2 separate regions of the Homo sapiens genome follow, and region 1 is linked to region 2. A link is an interaction called in ENCODE POLR2A ChIA-PET data of the cell type or tissue named here. Cell type or tissue: Panc1. All regions are shown on one strand. Each heading gives the region's core, and the rest is flanking DNA. Links, peaks and the distances in the headings are about the cores only.

Evidence for each region. ChIA-PET counts read pairs that join two places held together with the same protein. Peaks named below come from ENCODE experiments on the same cell type or tissue, not always from the same donor. Only the 100,000 strongest peaks of a DNase experiment are listed, where the experiment ranks them.
Region 1: POLR2A ChIA-PET joins it to region 2 with 6 read pairs; 2 of 35 experiments call an interaction of 5 or more read pairs at or near these places.

What each region holds. Positions count from the first base shown.
Region 1 is chr19:9,109,610-9,118,876 of GRCh38, reverse strand. It overlaps OR7G1 (olfactory receptor family 7 subfamily G member 1), which reads left to right and starts at 3,114. Exons shown (of 1, transcript NM_001005192.2): 1 at 3,114-4,049. The coding sequence starts at 3,114. The coding sequence ends at 4,049. In Panc1, for the core only: no CTCF peak of the experiment used is centred there; no DNase peak of the experiment used is centred there.
Region 2 is chr19:8,633,512-8,642,778 of GRCh38, reverse strand. NFILZ (NFIL3 like basic leucine zipper) reads right to left here. Exons shown (of 6, transcript NM_001378600.1): 3 at 7,033-7,129. Among named protein-coding and RNA genes, the nearest start is that of NFILZ, 7.5 kb to the right of the region's middle. In Panc1, for the core only: no CTCF peak of the experiment used is centred there; a DNase peak (open chromatin) is centred at 7,098.

The sequences.
Region 1 (9,267 bases), core at 2,624-5,123, 480 kb before region 2:
TGTTCTGCAAGGATTTAAGCACCCTGGGATTACAGTGCCAACACAAATTCCTTGGCTAATGAGGAGCTTTGGCAATTGAGCCGCTAGGGAGGCAGAGACTACAATGTACCAGTGACCACCGCATTCATGAGCCACTGTGCCCAGCCAGAAGCTTTTATTTCTTATAAGAGAAAGAAACTCTGACTATAATTTACATGAATAAGAAACAGAGTTATTTTTTATGACAAGAACTTCAGGGGTAAGAAATGCATGGGAGCAGTAGTGTGGGGATTCATGCAAGCCTCGGGAAGATGGCTCCATGTCTGTGCTGATTTTCCTCTTGCAAACAGATGTCTGCAGAAATGTAGGCATCATATTCAGACATGGTGCTCAGAGAAAACCGACGGTCTTTCTGTAGGTCTGCTGTGAAGAGAGTCTATTTGTAATAGAAATTTTCTTTTTAAATTTTATTTTTATTTACTTGTTTATTAGAGACAGGGTCTCACTCTGTCACTCAGGCTGGAGTGCAGTGCCACGATCATGGCTCACTGCAGCCTTGAACTCCTGGGCCTCAGCGACCCTGAGTAGCTGGAACTACAAATGAGTGAGTGCCACCACACCTGGAGATATACATATATATATAATCCTCTATATGTATAATTATATGTATATTACACAAATATATTCTAATTGTATAATTTTAGGATTAGCTGTAGTCTCAGTGCTCCCGTGCAAAACTGTTTACTGTGTCTTCACTAGGAAGATTACTCTGTAGAGAAATACTTTCATTTGAGAAGGAGATGTCGAGTGTAAGACAAGACAGGAGAAAATGGAAGTTGGCAAGATTTTGGGGCATAATTTTTTTCTATAAGCACACACACACACACACACACACACACACGCAGGATCATCAGTCAGAATTATCTCTCTAAGTGTGAGGAGCAAACAATGGAGGTGTCAAAAGAGAATCAAAGGAGTGGGTGGAGAGTCTTCTGTTGCAGCTGTCTTTGGAGCTTGAGGAGCTGGCTTTATTTTCACCAAAATATCTGGGAAGCCAGGCATGGTGGCTCGTGGCTGTAGTCCCAGCTACTTGGGAGGCTGAAGCGTGAGGATTGCTTGAGGCCAGGAGTTTGAGACCAGCCTGGGCAACATGGCAAGATCCTGTCTCTAAAAAACCCCCAAAACAAAACAAAAAGCTCTTACATATCTGGAACGCAGCTCCTATTCTAGCACTCATAGAGTCTCCTAGGACTGAGATTCCTCTGTTGGTGTCCACAGAACAGACACAGAGAGGAACCACCCGAGACCTTTCCTCATAGAGAAGGTTCTTGGCCTTGCCCGAGAACTACTGGTGTTAAATCTCTGAGAAATGTGTGAGGTATGAGAATTTTTAATAAGCACTTGGAGAGATGCTGATAACCTCTGAAGCCTGACACTCCTAACTTTAATATTAGGAGAACATGAGAAAACATATTTAGGGTTAGAATATGAAGGGTCTTTCTTTAATCATACTTGTTACATTATCATATACAAAGTAATGCATAAAATCTATCTATCTGTAGGTAGTGTAGAGCACAGTGGCTCACGCCTGTAATCCCAGCACTTTGGGAGGCGGAGGTGGGCAGATCACAAGGTCAGGATATGGAGACCATCCTGGCTAACGCAGTGATACCCGTCTCTACTAAAAATACAAAAAATTAGCCGGCCGTGGTGGCGGGCGTCTGTAGTCCCAGCTACTCAGGAGGCTGAGGCAGGAGAATGGCGTGAACCTGGGAGGCGGAGCTTGCTGTGAGCCGAGATCGTGCCACTGCACTCCAACCTGGGCGACAGAACGAGACACTGTCTCAGGAAAAAAAAAAAAATCTATCTGTAATTCTGAGAGAATAGTAACATGATAAAACCGCATATACCTATCTGGCATTAAAAATAAGTTAATGTCATCACCATAGAACCTACCTGTAGGATTTTCTACTCAAATCACCTTGTTTTCTTCCAGCAACAAATACACTATCCTGAATTCTGTAGTTACCATTTTCTTTGAAAACAGGATGACTGTTATAAAATTCTCTGTAATTTACTTGCAGTCTTGTGGGGGAGAGGAGGTGAGCAGCTTGCTAAACTTCACCTTATCTTCACTTTCCTGTGGTGTTTTTTTTTTTTTTAATGGAGTTTTGCTCCGTTGCCCAGGCTGGAGTATAATGGCATGATCTCAGCTCACTGCAACCTCCGCCCCCTGGGTTCAAGCGATTCTCCTTTCCTGGTTCTTGACACAGCTTTGTATTATTTCTGTTGGCTGGCGTGAAGTCTCTGGGGGTCCAGACAGAGTCTTCCAGCCGTTTTCCTGGTATGTACTTTGTTTTATTTTATTTATTTTTTGTTTTTTCATTACCAAATATTTTTAATAATCAGAACAGCAGAGTGGTGGCACATGCCTGTAATCCCAGCTACTCAGGAGGCTGAGGAAGGAGAATCGCTTGAACCTGGGAGGCGGAGGTTGCAGTGAACCAAGTTTGTGCCACTGCACTCCAGCCTGGGCAACAAGAGCGAAACTCCATCTCAAAAAAAAAAAGATGAGGCTGGGCGTGGTGGCTCACGCCTGTAAACCCAGCATTTTGGGAAGCCAAGTTGGGCAGATCACTTGAGGCCAGGCATTTGAGAGCAGCCTGGCCAACATGGCAAAACCCCGTCTCTACTAAAAATACAAAAATTAGCCAGGTGTTGTGGCAAGCATCTTTAATCCCAGCTACTTGGGAGGCTCAGGCAGGAGAATTGCTTGAAACCAGGAGGCAGAGGTTGCAGTGAGCCAGGATCAAGCCACTGCACTCCAGCCTGGCCACAGAGCAAGACTCTGTCTCAAAAATAAATAAATAAATTTAAAAAATAAATAAATAAAAATAAAAAATGATGACCCCTTAACCATTTCCAGAATTAACAATTATTGATGCTGTGCTGTATTAGCTTCAAGTTTTGTAAAAGCAGTAAAGTAATATCAATACAAAAGGCAACACTTATTTATTTTCTTCCCTTAGAATCTACCCCTTTTCAAGATGGTGTTTGCCTCTGTTGACGTTGCTCCCGCAGTCTAGAAAACACATTTGATTGTCTAATTATCCCATTTTTTGATCATCAAAAACATGGGACCCAGAAACCAAACAGCTGTTTCAGAATTTCTTCTCATGAAAGTGACAGAGGACCCAGAACTGAAGTTAATCCCTTTCAGCCTGTTCCTGTCCATGTACCTGGTCACCATCCTGGGGAACCTGCTCATTCTCCTGGCTGTCATCTCTGACTCCCACCTCCACACCCCCATGTACTTCCTTCTCTTTAATCTCTCCTTTACTGACATCTGTTTAACCACAACCACAGTCCCAAAGATCCTAGTGAACATCCAAGCTCAGAATCAGAGTATCACTTACACAGGCTGCCTCACCCAGATCTGTCTTGTCTTGGTTTTTGCTGGCTTGGAAAGTTGCTTTCTTGCAGTCATGGCCTACGACCGCTATGTGGCCATTTGCCACCCACTGAGGTACACAGTCCTCATGAATGTCCATTTCTGGGGCTTGCTGATTCTTCTCTCCATGTTCATGAGCACTATGGATGCCCTGGTTCAGAGTCTGATGGTATTGCAGCTGTCCTTCTGCAAAAACGTTGAAATCCCTTTGTTCTTCTGTGAAGTCGTTCAGGTCATCAAGCTCGCCTGTTCTGACACCCTCATCAACAACATCCTCATATATTTTGCAAGTAGTGTATTTGGTGCAATTCCTCTCTCTGGAATAATTTTCTCTTATTCTCAAATAGTCACCTCTGTTCTGAGAATGCCATCAGCAAGAGGAAAGTATAAAGCGTTTTCCACCTGTGGCTGTCACCTCTCTGTTTTTTCCTTGTTCTATGGGACAGCTTTTGGGGTGTACATTAGTTCTGCTGTTGCTGAGTCTTCCCGAATTACTGCTGTGGCTTCAGTGATGTACACTGTGGTCCCTCAAATGATGAACCCCTTCATCTACAGCCTGAGAAATAAGGAGATGAAGAAAGCTTTGAGGAAACTTATTGGTAGGCTGTTTCCTTTTTAGCGATCTTTGTCCTCTGCTTTGAATTGGAGCTTCTAAAATAAATCATCATAACAGGATTCCTTGGTAAGCCAGAGTGCCTGACTCTTGCATCGAGATTTACTTTTTTTTTTTTTTTTCGAGGCAGAATCTCGCTCTGTCGCCCAGGCTGGAGTACAGTGGCACGATCTCGGCTCACTGCAAACTCCGCCTCCCGGGTTCATGCAATTCTCCTGCCTCGGCCTCCCGAGTAGCTGGGATTACAGGCACACACCACCACACCTGGATTTTTTTTGTATTTTTAGTAGAGATGGGGTTTCACCAGGTTGGCCAGGGTGGTCTCGAACTCCTGACTTCAGGTAATCCACCCACCTCGGCCTCCCAAAGTGCTGGGATTACAGGCATGAGCCACTATGCCTGACCTACTTTCTTTTTTGTGATCTTTGTGCTCTGCTTTGAACTGAAGCTTCTAAAAGGAATCAACATGACAGGATTCCTTGGTAAGCCAGAGTGCCTGACTCTTGCATCATGAAGATTTTCTTTTTCTTTCTTTCTTTTTTTTTTTTTTTGTGACAGAGTCTCGCTCTGTCACCCAGGCTGGAGTGCAGTGGCACGATCTCCGCTCACTGCAACCTCCGCCTCCTGGGTTCACGCCATTCCCCTGCCTCAGCCTCCTGAGTAGCTGGGACTACAGGCGCCCGCCACCATGCCAGGCTAATTTTTTGTATTTTTTTAGTAGAGATGGGGTTTCACCGTGTTGGCCAGGATGGTCTCAATCTCCTGACCTAGTGATCTGCCCACCTTGGCCTCCCAAAGTGCTGGGATTACAGGCGTGAGTCACCGCGCCCGACCTTTCAAGATTTTCTTAAAGTGACTAGTCTGCATCATGGATGTGTGTGTGTGTTTTTTGTTGTTGTTGTTGAAATCTTGCCTCTTTTGGAGCTCTGTCATGTGTCAAAAATGAATTCTATTCTCAAAGCTCAGTTTCTTTGCATGCGGTGTTTAAAAAGTTAACCTGTGGCAAGTGTTACAGTGATTTGGTTGGTAAATATTCTCAGAGGAAGAAAAGCAGGAGGCGTCTCACAGGTCAGGGCAAGAATCCAAAGAAGGCTGTGTTCGCAACACAGAATTGATACTGCCTGATTGAATATTTAGGGCCATATGAAATGCATGCCAGAGTGAAACCTATTGTGCAAAATGGGAGCTGATTGTTGATACCAGAATTCTGTAATTTTAGAGCCCGGTCACTGCTAAACTGTCTGTGCAGGTCAACATCAACGTCTACTTACTACCCTCAGTTTTATCATCAATAAAATTGCTATCATTAGATTATTTCAGTGGTGAGATTTTCTTTCTTTCTTTCTTTCTTTTTTTTTTTTTTTTTTTGAGAGACAGAGTCTCGCTCTTGTCACCCAGGCTGGAGTGCAGCGGTGCAATCTTAGCTCACTGCAAACTCCACCTCCCAGATTCAAGCTATTCTCCTGCCTCAGCCTCCTCAGTAGCTGGGACTACAGACAGCTGCCACCACACCTGGCTAATCTTTGTATTTTTAGTAGAGATGGGGTTTTGCCGTATTAGCGAGGCTAGTCTCAAACTCCTGACCTTTGGATCCGCCCACCTCAGCCTCCCAAAAGTGCTAGGATTACAGGTGTGAGCCACTGTGCCCGGCCTAGTGGTGAGATATTCTATCTTGATCAGTGAAGAAGTCGGCTTTAGTGAAAGAAATGTTGATTATAATATACTCAAATAATAAAGAGAGCTACATTTCTTTGCAAATATATCAGAGGTAGGGAATGTAGAGAATAATTCACTTACTCCTTCTTCTTTTGGCTTTCTTTTTTTTTTAGACAGCCTGGCTCTGTCACCCAGGCTGAAGTGCAGTGGCACAATCTCAGCTCACTGCAACCTCTGCCTCCTGGGTTCAAGTGATTCTCCTGCCTCAGCCTCCCAAGTAGCTGGGATTACAGGTGCACACCACCACACCTGGCTAAGTTTTGCATTTTCAGTAGAGATGGGGTTTCACCGTGTTGGCCAGGGTGCTCTTGAACTCCGGACCTCAAGTGATTTGCCCACCTCAGCCTCCTAAAGTGCTGGGATTACAGGCGTGAGCCACCGTGCCCGGCTGTGGCTTTCTTTTAGGGCTGGTTCCCCTCATGGACCCAGATGGCTGTAGCAAATACAGACGTAATACCCAGACATGATGCCCAGAGACAGAAATCTGACTCTTCTTCCCAGATCTATTGATAAATGGGATTGCATAGAGTAATCCAAAAGATATCACCTTTAATCTCACCACAGAGAGATAGATCATATATTTTTTCTTAATCTAATTCCTGGTGAGGGGGAAATGATTAGTATGAGAGCCTTAGACTGACCATATAAAGTATAATTCCTATTGGGAAGTCCACTCTGGTGTTTTTTGGTGGTTTTTTTGGTTGTTTGTTTTTTTGTTTGTTTTTGAGATGGAGCCTGTCACCTGGGCAGGAGTGCAAAGGTGCAATCTAGGCTCACTGCAACTTCCGCCTCCCTGGTTCAAGAGATTCTCCTGCTTCAGCCTCCTGAGTAGCTGGGATTACAGGCATGCGCCACCATGCCCAGCTAATTTTTGTTCTTTTTTTTTTTTTTAGTAGAGATGGGGTTTCCCCAAGTTGGCCAAGCTGGTCTCGAACTCCTGGCCACAGGTGATCTGCCCACCTCTGCTTCCCAAAGTGCTGGGATTACAGGCGTGAGCCACCACACCCGGCTGGGAACTCCACTCTGATAAGCACTACAAACACTTAATTCAATGCCCAGCACCTCCTAAGTATTCAGTATAATAATGTGGAATCATTGTGTTCCATAACCAGTCTATAATCATAAATCCTATAATGCTATTGTTCTCACATATTTTTCCCTCTTGTTTTAGAAATTAGAATTGTTCCCCTTGTTGCATTTATCATCCACTTATTAAACCTGAATTGTAGAATAAAATAAATAATTATTAGGTAGGAAGGACAAAGGTTGATCATCTTTTTTTGACATCTTACTTGGTTTAGAACAGTCCCATTGATTTATTTGTAAGAATGTTATCTAAGTTCTCGCTTTCCCCCTCAGTCATCTTCCCTTGCTATGATTCTAACCCATCTCCTTTGGAGACCAAAAGAAAAATCTTACTTGGCTGGGCACGGTGACTCACGCCTGTAATCCCAGCACTTTGAGAGGCCAAGGCAGGGGGATCACCTGAGGTCAGGAGATCGAGATCAGCCTGGCCAACATGGTGAAACCCCATCTCTACTAAAAATTTAAAAATTAGCTGGGCATGGTAGCGGGCACCTTGTGGTCCCAGCTGCTCGGGAAGCTGAGGTTGTGGTGAGCCAAGATAGTGCCACTGCACTCCAACCTGGCAACAGAGCGAGACTCCGTCTCAAAAAATAAATTAAAAAAAAAAAAAGACAAGAAAGAAAGAAAGAGAGAGAGAAAGAAAGAAAAGGAAAGAAAGAAAGGAAGAAAGAAAGAAGGAAAGAAAGAAGGAAAGAAAGGAAGAAAGAAAGAAAGAAAGAAAGAAAGAAAGAAAGAAAGAAAGAAAAAGAATCATCATTGAATAAAAGTAATTCTATCATTGCCGTGTTAGAGGACTCACTGCTGCCTTGGGGCTGTCATGAAAACCTTTCGAATGTTTCTTTACAAGGACAGTTCTACCATGGAGAAGTACTTTAGTTAGAGAAGAAGATATTGAGTGTGAAATAAGACAGGAGAAAAGAAAAGTTAGCAAGGTAGTGACATCGCTTATTTCATAACCACAAAAAAGCAGGAAGAGTATATGTATATATATGTCCTCCTTTGACTGATTTAATGGTTTTGACTTTATTCTGTCTTCTGATATTAGTGCAGCCTCCGCAGCTGTCATCTGCATACTATTTGCATGAAATACATCTGTCTATCCATACTCTTACTGTTACCCTGTTTTGTCTCGAGTCTAAAACAAGTCTCTTCTAAATATAGTTGAATCAATTTTTAGTATTTATGCTGACAAATACTGCCTTTTGTTTGGATAGTTTAATCCTTTATCTTTTTTTTTTTTTTTTTAGTCTCATTCTATCACCCAGGCTGGAGTGCAGTGGTGTGATCTCAGCTCACTGCAACCTCGGCCTCCAGGGTTCAAGCAATTCTCCTGCCTCAGCTTCCCGAGTAGCTGGGATTACAGGTGCATGCCACCACGCCTGGCTAATTTTTGTATTTTTAGTAGAGACGGGGTTTCATCATGTTAGCCAGATTGGTCTCGATCTCCTGACCTTATGATTCACCCACTTCAATCTCCCAAAGTGCTGGGATTGCAGGTGTGAGCAACCGCACCCGGCCAATCCTTTTATTTTTTAACATGATTGCTGATTAGGAGAGACTTAATTCTGCCATTGCTGTGTTCTATGTGTTTTATACGTTTCAGTTTTCTGTTTCCTCGATTACTGCCTTGTTCTGTGTCCAGTTGATTTTTCTGTCGTGAATCCTAGTTTCAGTCATTTGGAGACATTCTCCATGGTGGGATTAGTGGATCACATCGTAATTCCATTTTTAGTTTTCTGAGGAACCTCTATACTGTTTTCCATAATGGCTCTTCTTTGTGGTTCTTGTTCTATAAAGCACTGGGAGAGACCAGAGACCAGATCTCCCTGCTTCCAGTCACTGACCTTTGTTATAGATTAACTGCCTCCTTTACTGTCCTGTACCTAACTCAGACCAGATGGTACACAGGACCCCACGACTGTTATGTCATCATTGTAAAATGTTAAATACACCTTCCCTAAAAGAAAAAACCACCCAGACTAATCAGTTGCATTAAAATGCAACACAATGCAATTGTTACTGTTTAGAAGAATAATACCAAATATTGTAACTATGCATTAAGCCTTAAAGATGTTGAAATTCTGTTAAACTGGGCTTCATGCAGTAGTTCACACCTGTAATCCCAGGGCTTTAGGAGGCAGAGGCAGGTGGATCACTTGAGGTCAGGAGTTTGAGACCAGCCTGACCAACATGGCAAAACCCCATCTCTACTAAAAATACAAAAATTAGCCGGACGTGGTGGCAGGTGCCTGTAATCCCAGCTACTCAGGAGGCTGAGGCACGAGAATCACTTGAACCTGGAAGGCGGAGGCTGCAGTGAGCTGAGATCACACCACTGCACTCCAGCCCTGGGCAACAGAGCAAGACTGTGTCTCAAAAAAAAAAAAAAAAAAAATAGAAAAAAGAAATTCTGTTAAACTTC
Region 2 (9,267 bases), core at 5,973-8,472:
TGGCTTGTTTTAGCCAATCAGACATTACCAAACATGACACAAGGGGAAGTTCTTGCGCATTAGGGCTATATTCTCTGCTTTTCCTAGCAACTCTGCAACCACCATGGGAATGAGCTTGAGCAAGCCCACCGGAGAGGCCACGTGGAGGAGAACCAAGGCACCCCAGCAAACAGCCTGCTAATGGACTCATGAGTGAAGCAATCCAAGGTAGTCAGCCCCAGCCAACCCACCAGCTAACTGTAGCCACATGCATGGGCCCAAGCAAGACCGACAGAAGAACCGCCTGGCTAAACTCAACCAAGTTGCCAACCCACAGAATCAAGGGTTAATAAGTGGCTATGGTTGCAATCCATAGGGTAGTTTGTTACACAGCAAAGGCTAACAGATACAATGTGTAAACACACTCTCTTTGGAAAGAGACATAGCCACTAATTCCCCAACAATAACCACACAGGCAAAGACATGCATGTGATCACCATGTTTCAGTGCTGCAAACCCTACTTTATTCATCACAGAACCACTAGGTGGCAGGAGTTCTTTGGTTCAAACTTTGACTTAGCTACAGGCTAAAGAATCAACTCGGGTCTACACTTAAAAAAAAAAAAAAAGAGAACGGTGATAAAAATTAGAGCCATAGGCCAGGCATGGTGGCTTCACACTTGTAATCCCAGCACTTTGGGAGGCTAAGGCAGGAAGATCACTTGAGCCCAAGAGTTCAAGATCAGCCTGGCCAACATAGCAAGACCCTGTCTCTACAAAAAACATAAAATGTAAAAAAAAGTACTAGCTGGGCATGATGGTGCACATCTGTGGTCCCAGCTACTTAGGAAACTGAGATGGAAGGATCCCTTGAGCCTGGGAGTTTGAGGCTGCAATGAGGTGTGATTGTGCCACTGCACTCCAGCAGCCTGGGCAACAGAGTGAGAAGCTCTCTCTAAAAAAAAAAAAAGCTATCATTTATTAAGGCATTGGTTCTAAATGCTTCACATATGTGTCATGTGATCCTCATAGCATCCCTACCAAGTAAGTGCTATTATTATCCTGGCTTTGCAGATAGGGAAACTGAGGCACAGAGAGAAGACATCTCAGCTGGTAAGGGAACTCACATCCAGTTCTTACTCTGACACCAAGGGCTGTCATGAAGTGTCTTCATAACCCTGAGCAAGTCTTTGTGCTCTTTTGACTCAGTTTCCCCATGTGTAAAATAAGAGAACCAAGCTAGATCAGAGGTTATGAACCCAGAATTGGAATGGGCTCTGTGGATAAAATTTTGCAGCACCACAATACCATACAACTATCTGCAAAATCTTTTGGGTAAATATATTTGGGGTGGGAGGAATTTTGGCAATGGGCCAGCAGTGGTCTTTAGATTTGGGTGAATTCCTAAACAAGTATGTGGTCCAGAAACATTTAAGAAACACTGGAGAGGCCAGGCATGATGGCTCACGCCTGTGATCTCAGCACTTTTGGAGGCTGAGGTGAGCGGATTGCTTGAGCCTGGGAGTTCAAGACCAGCCTGAGCAACATAAGGAGACCCCATCTCTACAAAAAAAAAACAAACATTAGTCAGGTGTGGTGGTGCATGCCAGTAGTCCCAGCTACGCGGGAGGCTGAGGTGTGAGGATCACTTGAGCCTGGGAGGTCGAGGTTGTGGTGAGCCGTGAGAAAGAAACATTGGAGAATATGCTCTTGAAGACCCATCCTTCAAGTGAACACCAAATGCTACAATTACAAAGATGCAGAAACCAAGCAAACCTTGCAGAGAACAGTCTTAGTTACAATTCAGTCCATATTACCGAGGCATTGAACTGCAGTCAAGGTTAAGTGTAACCCTGGTCTTCTTCCAGGCTTGAGTGATATGCATCTTTCCAATACTATCTGCACCCTCGTCTCAGAACTAAACCAGTTCTGGGCTTATCCCATACAGCACGACCTGCCCAAGGAGGTTCTCCTCACCCCTGCCCCTTGCAAGGTGCTGTTGCTGTAACTTTGACCTCTGGTCCTTGAATATCCACACCCTGAGAAAGCAGTTAATGATTACAGAAACTGTGAGAAGAGTCCACAACATATTCTGTTGCCAACGCTTGCCTAATTTTCCAGAAGTCTGGTGCAATGTGGCTGCTTCTGGTCTCTTGAGGTTTGTCTGGGGATGGGTTGCTGTCTCTCATCGTGTCGCCGCCTCAATTTTTCTGGACTGTGCCAGCTCTTACCCACCCGGGAGCAGCAGCGTTCAAGACAGCTTGACATCAAAGGCACCTTCTGCTGCTCACAGCCATTGGCCCCGGGTGTCCTAAGTGAACTTCCCCTTCACAGGACAGCCTGGTAAACTCCAAGCCGGTCATCACGCTCTATGCTGTGTTATGCAACAAGTGTGTAAACTTTTCCTGTTGGTGGTGGAATGCTTTGTCAAGCAACATCTTATGCAGAAGCTCAAGCAATGGTAAAAAAAAAAAAAAAAAAAACTACAGCAGGAACAATAGGTTCTTGCTACATTGGCCAGACTGGGAGAGCACAGTATCTTGAGAGGCAACCTGCAGGCAGTCCATGTGCAAGAGTGATCTGGGGGAAAATCAAGAACACAGGACCGGTTCACCCGCAAAGCACTGGCCCCAGGAAGGTGGGTGAGGGCAAGAGTTCAGCGGGCAGGAACTCAGGCCAAGACGCAACCATGAGAACAGAGGCCCTGGGAATTCACAAGCATCTCACAGAGGGCACCAGGCTTCCCACAGGTCGTGGGAGAGAGGCAGACGCCAAATCTCTGAGGCTCTATTGACCCCAGCTGACATCTGGGTAACATCTGTTATACAAAAGAGCCGGGACCCAGCCAAAACATGGCAACCCCAGTAGGGCTTTTAAACACCCAGCAGGGTTTTTTAAATAGTGTTAGAGAGATTCTTTCACAACAACAAACTCACTAATGGCCACCTGGCTCAGCTGCCGCCCAGAGACACCCAACACACACACGCCTACCGCATATAAAAATAAACTAATCCTTACCCCATGTGTGGTATATGCCAGACACTGGCCTATCACTTTACACATATTAATTCATGTCGTCCTTCCAACAACTCCTTCAGGTAGGTGCTATTATCATCCACCCAGCAGCCAGAGAGGACACCCTCAACACATCCCAGGGTAAAAGCTTGAGTACTTTCTGCAAATCTTTTTTTTTTTTTTTTAATTTTCTTAAGAGATGGTCTGGCTCTGTGACCCAGGCTGTATTGCTGTGGTGCGATCATAGCTCACTACAGCCTCAAACTCCTGGGCTCAAGCGATCTTCCTGCCTCCTGAGTAGCTGGGACTACAGGCACATGCCACCATACTTGGCTAATTGTTGCGTTTTGTTTTGTTTTGTTTTGTTTTTGTAGAGGCAGGGGTCTTGCTATGTTGCCCAGGCTGGTCGCAAACTTCCAGGCTCAAATGATCCTCCTGCCTCAGCCTCCCAAAGTGCTGGGGTTACAGGTGTGAGCCGCCATGCCTGGCCTGCCATGCCTGTAACTCTTGAGATCTTGCAAGCTCTCCTTCCCCACAACACCCACTGTCACCTCTCTGCCTTTGCCCTCCTTCCTCTCACCCCTTCTATCACTCTGCTCCAACCACATGGACCTCCTCACTGTTCCTTAAACAGCCAAGTAGGCCGGGCTCAGTGGCTGACACCTGCAATCCCACCACTTTGGGAGGCCGAGTCGGGCAGATCACTTGAGGCCAGGAGTTTGAGACCAGCCTGGCCAATGTGGTGAAAGCCTGTCTCTATTACAAATACAAAAAATTAGCTGGGCATGGTGGTGTGCGCCTGTAATCCCAGCTACTCGGAGGCTGAGGCAGGAGGATCCCTTGAACCCGGGAGGCAGAGGTTGCGGTGATCCAAGATTGTGCCACTGCACTCCAGTCTGGGCAACAGAGCGAGATTCCATCTCAAAAAAAAAAAAAAAAACAGCAAAGTAAATTCCTGCTTCAGGGCCTTTGCACTTGCTTTGCCCTCTGCCAGAAAGACTCTCCCCTCCCCTCCATCCCCCTAGAAGCACCTCACTCTCCTCACCTTCCCCGGGAGGTCCCCCCACCTCTAAAGCTGCAGCCTCTTCCCCATGTACACAAACGCAGCCCTACCACCCTGTGACATACTGCAGACTTGACCAACTCTTCATCTTTATTTCTGCCTTCCTGGCCCACCAGGGCAGGCATTTGGGTCTGTTTTGTTCGCCGCTGCAACCCCCAGTGCTTGGAATGGAGCCTGGCACGCAGGAGGTGTTCGTTCCGTAAATATTTGTTGAATGAATGAATCCACACTGAAAGAGGAAACGGGCAGGAGAGAAGTTGGGCAATTCGCCCAAGGCCCCACAGTCCTTAAGTGGCAGAAGCAAGACGGGAGCCCCCACAGTTCAACTGCACAGGCTTCCTAACCACTGTGTGAGGTTTTCCCCCAGGCACATCCCTTTGCACGCCCACAAATGCACACAGCGGCTAACGCACGTGCACACTCATGAACGCACGTGTAAATTCCACCACCAACAGGATAAGTGTGCGCACTTCTAGCATCACACAGCATAGCGTGTGACGCCTGGCTTAGCGTTTACCGCGGAATGGCAATGAGTTCGTTGTAGAATCTAGGGGTGAGTGTGCCTGTGCCCAATTCTTTCCATTTTTCTGTGTGTTGGAAAGAGTTTCTAATGTTGAGAAAATTTGACTTCCCATAGCATCTACTGATCTTTGCTCTATTAAGGTGGCCTGGCAAGGTCATGCTGGCACTAACCTGTGTTGGGGAAAGGTCTATGAAGTCCTTCTCTGTTCTACAAGAGCAAGGGGACTATGTGGAGGCTTTTTGTTTTTCTTTTTCTGTTCTTTTCTTTTTTTTTTTTTTTTTTTTTTGAGACCATCTTTAGTCTTGCTCTTGTCGCCCAGGCTGTAGTACAGTGGCGCAATCTCAGCTCACTGCAATCTCCGCCTCCCTGGTTCAGGTGATTCTCCTGCCTCAGCCTCCCAAGTAGCTGAGATTACAGGCATCTGCCACCATGCCTGGCTAATTTTTTGTATTTTAGTAGAGATGGAGTTTCACTATGTTGGTCAGGCTGGTCTCAAACTCCTGACCTCAGGTGATCCACATGCCTCAGCCTCCCAAAGTGCTGGAATTACAGGCGTGAGCCACTGCACTCGGCCTTTTTTTTTTTTGAGATGGAGTCTCACTCTGTCGCCTAGGCTGGAGAGCAGTGGTGCAATCTCGGGTCACTGCAACCTCCACCTCCCCAGTTCAAGCTATTCTCCTGCCTCAGCCTCCCAAGTAGCTGGGACTACAAGTATGCACCGCCATTCCCTGCTAATTTTTGTATTTTTAGTAGAGAAGGGGCTTCACCATGTTGGTCAGGCTGGTCTCGAACTCCTGACCTCAGGAGTTGCTGAGTTCTATGGTAACTTTGTGTTTAAGGTTTTGTTTTGGTTTGGTTTTGGTTTTTTTTCTATTGCCCAGGCTGGAGTGCAGTGGTGTGATCTCAGCTCACTACAATCTCTGCCTCCTGGATTCAAGTGACTCTCCTGCTTCAGCCTTCTGAGAGCTGAGATTATATGTGTGCGTCATCACACCCGGCTGGAGTGCACAGTCCTAGCTCACTGCAGCCTCGAACTCCTGGGCTCAAGTGATCCTTCTGCCTTGGCCTCTTAAAGTACTGGGACTACAGGTATGAGCCACCACATTCAGCCTTGCCCATTTTTTTAAAAACTAGGCAAGGATTTGGTTAGAATGAAGATTCTGGCCTCCCCTCCAGGCACCCTGTCCTATACCTCACCTGATTCGCACTTCTATATCTTCCCCTTGGCCCCAGCTCTATCCCTGACTGTCCCCCTCCAGTATCCAGGGGACCAGTGTCCTGTCTCTCCATACAAAAGCCTCCATATAGGCCAGGCGCAATGGCTAATGCCTGTAATCCCAAAACTTTGGGAGGCCAAGGTGGGCGGATCACTTGTGGTCAGGAGTTCGAGGCCAGCCTGGGCAAAAGGGTGAAACCTCACCTCTATTAAAAATACAAAAATTAGCCAAGCATGGTGGCTCACGCCTGTAATCCCAGCACTTTGGGAGGCCAAGGCAAGCTGATCACCTGAGGTCGGGAGTTCAAGGCCAGCCTCACCAACATGGTGAAACCCCGTCTCTACTAAAAATAAAAATTAAAAAAAAAAACATAGCTGGGCATGATGGTGCATGCCTGTAATCCTAGCTACTCAGGAGGCTAAGGGAGGAGAATTGCTTGAACCCAGGAGGCAGAGGTTGCGGTGAGCCGAGATGGCGCCATTGAACTCCAGCCTGGGCGACAGAGCAAGACTCTGTTTCAAAAAAAAAAAAAAAAAGATGGAGTCTCGCTGTGTTGCCCAGGCTGGAGTGCAATGGCGCAATCTCGGCTCACTGCAACCTCCGCCTCCCAGGTTCAAGCATTTCTCCTGCCTCAGCCTCCCAAGTAGCTGGGACTACAGGCGTGTGCCACCATGCCCAGTTAATTTTTGTATTTTTAGTAGAGACGGGGTTTCACCATGTTGGTCAGGCTGGTCTCGAACTCCTGACCCCGTGATTCACCCGCCTCGGCCTCCCAAAGTGCTGAGATTACAGGCATGAGCCACCGCGCCCAGCCGAAAATAAAATTTTTTTAAAAGGCTGGTTTTGGCTGGGTGTGGTGGCTCATGCCTGTAATACCAGTACTTTGGGAGGATGAGCCGGGTAGAACACTTGAGGCCAGGAGTTCAACACCAGCCTGGGCAATACGGTGAAACCCCCTCTCTACTAAAAATACAAAAATCAGCTGGGTGTGGTGGTGCGCACCTGTAATTCCAGCTACTCTGGAGGCTGAGACAGGAAAATAGCTTGAGCCCAGGAGGCAGAGGTGGCAATGAGCCAAGACTGCACCATTGCACTCCAGTTTGGGTGACAGAGCAAGACCCTGTCTAATAAATAAAAATAAATAAACAAATAAATAAAGAGAGAAAGAGAAAGTCAGAGACAGAGAGAGAGAATAAGGACTCATAGGTATTCACCGTAGAGAAATGGAAACTTACCCTCACACCAAAACTTGCACATCAACGTCTGGCACATTATTTATCATCGCCTATGAATTTGGGCATTCGTCACCAAAACTGGAAACAACTCACGTGTCTGTCAACAAATGAATGGATGCATGGTGACACATCCATACCAGGGACTCCTCAACAGTAAAAGAAACAAAAAATGCTACACCCAACAACGTGAATAAGCCTCAAATGCATTCTGCTGCCTGGAAGAAGTATGCGCCAAAAGCTGCCTATGGTACGATTCCATTGACATAATATCCTGGGAAAAGGCAGAAATATAGCAACAGAGAGGAAGTCAGCAGGGGCCAGGGGCTGGGACTGAGGGAGAGAAATTGACTCCAGAGGGGCACGCAGGAATTGCAGGAATTGGGAGGGAAAAAGGTATTCTGTATTTCTTTTTTTTTTTTTTTAATTTTTTTTTTTTTGAGATGGAGTCTTGCTCTGTTGCCCAGGCTGAGGTGCAGTGGTATGATCTCGGCTCACTGCAACCTCCGCCTCCCAGGTTCAAGCGATTCTCCTGCCTCAGCCTCCTGAGTAGCTGGGATTACAGGTGCCCACCACCATGCCCGGCTAATTTTTGTATTTTTAGTAGAGACAGAGAGTCACTATGTTGGCCAGGCTGGTCTTGAACTCCTGACCTCAAGTGATCCACCCGCCTCAGCCTCCCAAAGTGCTAGGATTACAAGTGTGAGCCACCAGGCCTGGCCGGTATTCTGTATTTCTATTGAGGTTGTGGTTATAGGGTTGTGTGGTTTGTCAAATATCACAGAATCGTATACTAATATGTATGGGTTTCACTGTCAGTAAATTACACTGGTTTTTTTGTTTTTTTGTTTGTTTGTTTGTTTGTTTGTTTGTTTGTTTGTTTGTGATAGGGTCTTGGCTAAAGTGCAGTGGGGCCATCTTGGCTTGATGCAGCCTCGACTTCCCGGATTCAAGTGATCCTCCCACCTTAGCCTCCCAATTAGCTGGAACTACGAATGCACACCACTATGCCCAGCTAATTTTCTGTTTTGTTTTTTGTAGAGACAAGGTCTCACTGTGTTGCCCAGACTGATCTCCAATGCCTGAGCTCAAGCGATCCGCCCGCCTCAGCCTCCCAAAGTGCTGGGACTATAGGCCTGTGCCACCACACCTGGCCAGTAAATTACACTTTAATTTTTACTTAAATGAAAGGAAAAAACATTACAATAATAAGGCCCAGCATTTTGGTAGGCTGAGGCAAGAGGATTACTTGAGGCCAGGAATTTGAGAGAGATCCCATCTCTACAAAAAATAAAAATTAGCTGGGTGTCACGGCATGCGCCGATAGTTCCAGCTACTCAGGAGGCTGATGTGGGAGAATCATTTGAGCCCAGACATTCAAGGCTGGATTGCACCACTGCAATCCAGCCTGGGCAACAGAGTGAAACCCTGTCTCAAAAAGAAAAAAAAAAGAGGCCAGGCAGGGTGGCTCACGCCTGTAATCCCAACACTTTGGGAGACCAAGGGGGTGGATCACTTGAAGCCAGGGGTTCAAGACCAGCCTGGCCAACATGGTGAAACCCCTTCTCTACCAAAGATACAAAAATCAGCTGGGCATGATAGCACACACCTGTAGTCCCAGCTACTTGGGAGGCTGAGGCAGGAGAATCGCTTGAACCTGGCAGGTGGAGGTTGCAATGAGCCGAGATGGCGCCACCGTACTGCAGCCTGGGTGACAGAGCAAGACTCTATCTCAAAAAAAAAAGGAAACAAGAAAGCAAGCAAGAAAGCAAAAAAGAGAGAGAGAGAAGGAAAGAAGGGAGGGAAGGAAGGAAGGAAGGAAGGAAGGAAGGAAGGAAGGAAGGAAGGAAGGAAGGAAGGAAGGAAGGAAGGGAGAAAAGTTATACTAATGATAACTGAGTAAGAAAGAAAGCTATACTCCCAAATCCACTTCCTCCCCTTCCACAACCTCCTGTCCAGCCTCGACATCTGTCTCTCCCTCCCCAGGACCCTGCTCCCTTGACCAGGAGGCAGGGGGCCTTGTCCCAGGACAAGAGCTGAGTTGGGCATAGCTAAGTTGGTCTTCAGAGGGGGCAGGAAGGGAGGCAGGAAACCATCCTCAGGGCGGCTGGAGGGCTCCTCCCACAGCAGCTGCAGGTGCACTTCCAAGAGCCAGAGGTGGGGGAAGGTAGAGAGAGGGAAAGGAGCTGGCCCTCAGAGCCTAGGCAAGGGTCCAAGGTCAAGGTGTCAAGTTCAAGG